Regions from separate parts of the Homo sapiens genome. Here region 2 is linked to region 1. Evidence: chromatin contacts called from ENCODE Hi-C or POLR2A ChIA-PET data. All regions are on one chromosome and are shown on one strand. The core of a region is the stretch at or near the end of the contact, and the rest is flanking DNA. Distances in the headings are between cores, read along the strand shown.

What was found. Hi-C counts contacts between places; a loop is a spot of excess contacts on that map. ChIA-PET counts read pairs that join two places held with the same protein, here RNA polymerase II (POLR2A). Pooled maps may share reads with other maps.
Region 2: a pooled map shows a loop between it and region 1 (1.9-fold over the local background). The contact joins two enhancer-like sites. A Hi-C loop is called at or near these places in 3 of 168 maps with a recorded cell type or tissue (CD8-positive, alpha-beta T cell, naive thymus-derived CD4-positive, alpha-beta T cell and natural killer cell), 19 of 37 single-sample maps with no recorded cell type and 12 of 50 pooled maps. POLR2A ChIA-PET finds 5 or more read pairs at or near these places in 4 of 52 experiments (T-cell, activated CD8-positive, alpha-beta memory T cell, activated T-cell and 1 more).

What each region holds. Positions count from the first base shown.
Region 1 is chr9:113,515,927-113,518,668 of GRCh38, forward strand. It overlaps RGS3 (regulator of G protein signaling 3), which reads left to right. Exons shown (of 23, transcript NM_001394167.1): 14 at 1,615-1,698. Among named protein-coding and RNA genes, the nearest start is that of RGS3, 54 kb to the left of the region's middle. RefSeq lists enhancers at 1,309-1,558, 1,719-1,848, 2,250-2,539. Within about 2 kb of position 1,350, at least 10 of the 41 ENCODE cell types and tissues checked have a DNase peak (open chromatin) inside an H3K27ac peak, as active enhancers do; they include CD8-positive, alpha-beta T cell and natural killer cell, where a contact is called at or near this core.
Region 2 is chr9:113,231,529-113,234,618 of GRCh38, forward strand. The region is part of intron 1 of SLC31A1 (solute carrier family 31 member 1); the gene reads left to right. Among named protein-coding and RNA genes, the nearest start is that of SLC31A1, 12 kb to the left of the region's middle. Within about 2 kb of position 1,388, at least 7 of the 41 ENCODE cell types and tissues checked have a DNase peak (open chromatin) inside an H3K27ac peak, as active enhancers do; they include CD8-positive, alpha-beta T cell and natural killer cell, where a contact is called at or near this core.

The DNA of each region.
Region 1 (2,742 bases), core at 100-2,599:
TAAATAACCCTGTGATGAAAATCCTTGCGCATGGATTGCCTCTCTGATTATTTTCCTTGGGAGAGATTGCTGAAAGGGAAATGACTGGGTCATGGGTCATAAACATTTTAAAGGCTCTTTACACATATTGACAAATTGCTTTGCAGGAAGATTCTAATGGTTTATCGTCTTATCAGCAGCATAGACATGACTTGGCCCCACGGGCTTCATTTCTGCCTGTGCCTCTCTGGTCTCCCTGGCATCCCAGTCTGAGCCTGTCACTGTCCAGTAGGCACACTTTGTTAGGATGCAACACATCTCTGGGAGCTCACACGCCTCCCCTTAGACAGCTCTGTCAGCAGGGCCTGGCCTTAGCCTTTCTGTGGGTCTCTTCTCTTTCTTAGCATGTGACACAAAGTTCTTGGCATCTACAATGTCTAATTTTCTTTCTTTTTCTTTTTTTTTTTTTGAGATGGAGTTTCACTCTTTTTGCCCAGGCCGGAGTGCAAGGGTGCGATCTCGGCTCACTGCAACCTCCACCTCCCAGGTTCAAGCAATTCTCCTGCCTTAGCCTCCCAAGTAGCTGGGATTACAGGTGCCCACGACCATGCCTGGCTAGTTTTTTGTATTTTTAGTAGAGACGGGGTTTTACCATGTTGGCCAGGCTGGTCTCGAACTCCTGACCTCAGGTGATCCACCCGCCTCGGCCTTCCAAAGTGCTGGGATTACAGGCATGAGCCACCACATGCGGCCTGTGTCTAATTTTCATGTTCATTTTAATATTTGTATAAGAAACTACTTCTATTTAAGAGACAGTCTCTCGCTGTGTCCCCCAGGCTGGAGTGCAGTGGTATGATCACAGCTCACTGTAACCTCAAGCTCCTGGCCTCAAATGATCCTTCCACCTCAGCCTCCCAAGTAGCTGGGATTTCAGGTCCAGCTTGCTATTTGTTTCATGATCTTTCTTTAAGCACCTTGCTTGATGTCATGTACTTAGAAGCCATATTAGAAATATACAGTCATAAGGACAAGTCCTGCTGGGTAATCCAGAGCTTAGGGAGCTTCCTCTGGGCTGGGCTGGGCAAGGTGAGGGAGTAGGGTGAGAGGTTTGGGTGATAATTGACCCTTGGGGGATTGCCTGAGAAGGAGACAGTTCAAGTGTGCTATGAGTGCAGAGCAGGGACTGGCCTGGCTTTGAAGGGACTCAAGTGACCAAATCTCTTGGCATGTGGCTCTCAGGATGCCTCTTGGTCCTGTGAGGCATGAACAGGATAGATGGGGGATGGCGGGGGCTGGGAGGGCCCAGGAGCCCAGTGCAGTGGGGGGTGAGAGCTGGGGCTGAGGACTGCAGAGGGCCTAAGCCTGTGGTTAGACTTCCTGTCAATGAGTGTAGCTCTCACGGTGAGGGTTGATGGGGAAGGTGGCAGCAACAGTTCCACAGGACAGCAGCGTCTCTCTTTCTGTTTCCATCTTATGTATGAGGGGGTGTGTGGGTTCTCGGGTCGGTGGCGGGCTGACAGTCTTCTCTGGGTCAGAGGGTTCTCTGTGGCTGGCTTTGACAAGCTGCTGCTTCCTCCCCCCGGGTCCTCACCCAGCCTCTTTTTGAACTGCCCACTCAGCCTGCTTTATTTCCAGCCTCTAGATCTCTGTAATCCTGCCCGGACCCTCCTGCTGTCAGAGGAGCTGCTGCTGTATGAAGGGAGGAACAAGGCTGCCGAGGTAAGACTTTCACCTGCATTTTTTAGGGGGCTTTCTGGGTGGGCTTCATTGGCATTCTCCAGGCCCCTCACTTTGGTCTCTTCCTGAGTATCTTAGAATTGTACATTCTCAGGGTAGGGGAGACCTGAGAAGGACCCCGCCACTCTCCCTAGCAAAGGCTACCCAGCTTTTTCTTGTACATCTCCTTTCAAAAGCTGTCGAATCCTTCTTTGATGGTTAGAAAGTTTCCCCAGCCCCTAAAGACACCCCATTGTTTATCCCACCTTCCTCTCAGGAGCAGAAGAGATGGCAATTTACCCTGGCTGTGGGGAGTGACTTTGGTGGCAGGAAGAGTAAAGCTATTAGCCAAAGTGAATTTTTAGACCAGCATCAGTTTACCTGAGTTTTCTGGGCCTGTTTTAACCCAAATCCCATGTCCTCTTCTGAGAGACGAGTCTATGATTTCGCCTGGGTTGTAGCTCTGCCTGTGGGGTGCTGACATGGGACCTGTGTCACCCTTCCTGGGAGCTGGCCTGGGATGCTTTTCTCTAATTGGGAGAACTTCATTCATCTACACAACCCCAGAGCTGGTCAGTTCAGTCTCTGAGCTTAAACTACTTGGGTACAGAAGTTGGAGCCCTGGGCTCTGCCCTGGCTACCTGGGGCCATGGGGTGAGGGTAGCAGGCTCTTTGCAGATCAGGCCCCAATGTAGAGCTGCCTTGGCTGAGTCGAGTGGCAGCTTGGGGTAGTGGAAAGATCAGGAAACTTGGAGACAGGAAGTTTGTATCGAGACCCAGGTCTGCTGCTGGCTCACATGTGATTTCTTCCTTCTTCCTCAGTCTTTCCATCTGAGCAGTAGGTATGTGTGTATTTGAGGCAGTAAGGGCAGGGTCAGAGGTTGGTCTGTAAGGACGCTTTAAACCTCAGCCTTCTGGGACACTATGTGTGACTGTGGCTGAAGCAGGAGGTTGGTTTGTTTTTTAAGTAAGCAGACTGGACTGGAACTCATCTATTCCAAATGTACATTATCTTTTTCAAGGGAGTGCCCTGGGGGACTGCATGCT
Region 2 (3,090 bases), core at 138-2,637, 280 kb before region 1:
ACTCCAGCCGGGACAACAGAATATGATCTTGTCTCAAAAAAAAAAAAAATGGGGAAATTATTTATTTAGTTATGCATTAGTGGTAGCTGTGGAGTTAGGCACACCTGGTAGGAACAGCATTGGAATGTATAATTCAAAATACACATGTATCTTTTTATTCACATGAATTCCATTTTATGTGTATGAAATCATCAAGATCAAAGTGAATATTAGATGAATATGAACTCTAGCTTATTGGACATTTAGAAGATAGAGTTTGATTAGTGTTGATTTTTTTTTATTTTAGATTTTAAAAACTTGTCTATGGGCCATACGTTAAGTACTCATAGTATCTCTGTGGAAGAGTTCTGATAAACTCTGGGATAGGCGATAGCCAGGCCCACATGTGGACTATAACTCCTGTAAAGTTACAGATAACAGAATTATATGGTCTAACATGCAGCTCACTTAGGCAGTCCTACCTTTCCAAATGTTTTCTTCAATGCCATATTCCCAGGGAAAATTGCTGCTGGGTAGTTGAAACTAGGTGCCTCACTGGACTTCTTCCTATTATTTGGGCAACTTGTAAAAGCTTACAAACTTTCTAGAAAGTAGCCCTGAAAACAGTTCCTTCGTTATGTTTTTAGCAATACCACAGAATACATGGTTCTATGTTATAGCTTAGAATTGCTACTACTCTTACAAAATTGGAACATAGAAAAGATGGACAAAAACCTAGTATAATGTATCATTATTTCCATTTCAAGATGGCGTTTTGAACTCATCTCTTTTCCTTCCCAAAATCCTAGTGAAATTATCATAGGAATATGAAGAAGCATTATTTATAGTCAGAAAACAGGGAGAAAGAAGCCAGAAACTTTAAAACATTTCAAAGAAAATGTGATACAGATGGGAATCAAATTGAAAAAAATGACTGACCACCTGATTCAACATAGATAAAGGCCATCTCTGTCGGTAAATTTAAATGGGTTAGATTCATTTGCACACCCCTGCAAGCTCCCAAATCAAGAACAGCAGAGATGGCCAGGCACGGTGGCTTACACTGGTAATCTCAGCACTTTGGGAGGCTAAGGCGTGTGGATCACCTGAGGTCAGGAGTTTGAGACCAGCCTGGCCAACATGGTGAAACCCCATCTCTACTAAAAATTAAAAAAAAAAAAAAAAAACTAGTCAGGTGTGGTGGCGGGCACCCATAATCCCAGCCACTTGGTAGGCTGAGGCAGGACAATCACTTGAACCCAGGAGGTGGAGGTTGCAGTGAGCCGAGATCGCACCACTGCACTCCAGCCTGGGTGACGAGAGTGAAACTCTGTCTCAAAAAAAAAAGAACAGCAGACATAAGGAAGAAGTGTTAGCTATGGGGTAGTTGGTGGACAAATCAAGGATTTGAGGAATTGCACTTATACCATATATAGAGAGAACAGTAGATTGAGAAGTAAAAATGAGTATTTATCAAGAACTTCCTGTGTTTAGACACTGTGCTTAAGTAAGTGTTTAAGTGTATACTGTCAAGAGGTAGTTGCTATAAACATCCTTAGTTTAGAGGAAACTAACTTACCCTCTTAACCACTGTGCTGTGGCCTCAGTGAACTCCTGCTAATAATTCTTTAAAACAATCCTATGAAATAGGTTAGTTTTATTTTCCCAATTTTAGAGCTGAGGCAAGAAGATATTAAGTAATTTGCCAAAGGGCCCACAACCAGTAGGTACAGTTTTACCGGTTAGAGAATGAGTAGATCTCCTTGTGTATTTGAATAGCTGCCATAATAAAGAAAGGGGAAATATCTTTTCTACCCACAGCTTCCTCCTTGTGTTTTTTTGTTTTTGGTGGGCTATTCAGGATCTCAGATCGAATCCCAATCTCAGAAAGACAGTTGACAAACCCTGGAGAGGTCAGCTGGGAACAAATGTAAAAGTCTCAGCAAAACGGTGTACTTCCTGTTTGAGGTCTGTCTTTCTGGTAGTTCAATCCCTGTATTTCACAACTAGTCTACAAAAATAAAACTACAAAAATATTTAATTTCCCCTCCCTCTGGGATTTAGAGATTTTACTTACACAGTGCGTTAGAAAACCTCTCTCAAATCCCAAAGACGAGTGATTTGGTATTAAATTCAGTGTTAACCCCCAAGTTCTTTGATTATTAGGTGGTGGTCTGTGCAAATTTTATGTGAGACTGGGCTAACTCTGTGACCTTTTTGGAATTTCAAAATAAACAAATGCATTATTTTAGTTCCTGGTTGAATCTTGGCTTTCTTTTCTTTATTACTGATACATAATAATTGCACATATTTATGGGCACAATAATTAATAATTGCACAATGTATAATGATCAAATCAGGGTATTTAGGATATCCATCACCTTCAGCATTTATCATTTCTTTGTATTGGGAACATTTCAAATCTTCTAATTATTTTGAAATATACAGTGTATTGTTGTTGACTATAGTCACCCTTCTGTGCTGTCAAACACTAGAACTTACTCCTTCTATCTAAGCATCTATTTGTTCTGTTAACCCATCTGTCTTCAATCCCACCCTCACCCCACCTTGAGTACACACATATACACCCTTCCCAGCCTCTGGTGACTGTTCTACTCTCTACCTCCGTAGGATCAACTTTTTTGGCTCCCACTTATGACTGAGAACATGCAATATTTGTCTTTTTGTTTGACTTTTTTTTTTTATTTTTTGAGACTGAGTCTTGCTCTGTCACCCAGGCTGGAGTACAGTGGCGTGATCTTGGCTCACTGCAACCTCTGCCTCCCGGGTTCCTGAGTAGCTGGGATTATAGGCACCTACCGCTACGTCCAGCTAATTTTTGTATTTTTAGTAGAGATGGGGTTTCACCATGTTGGCCAGGCTGGTCTCAAACTCCTGACCTCAAGTGATCCACCCACCTCAGCCTCCCAAAGTGCTGGGATTACAGGCATGAACCACCGCTCCTGGCCATCATTTTTTTTTTTTTTTTTTTTTTTTTTTTAGCTCTCACTTGTTGAACATCCAGTTCTTAGATTCTGTGTACTAAGTATCTATGTTGTACATCTCTGTAATTCAGAACTGTGGTTCTCAAGCTTTAGCATGCATAAGAAT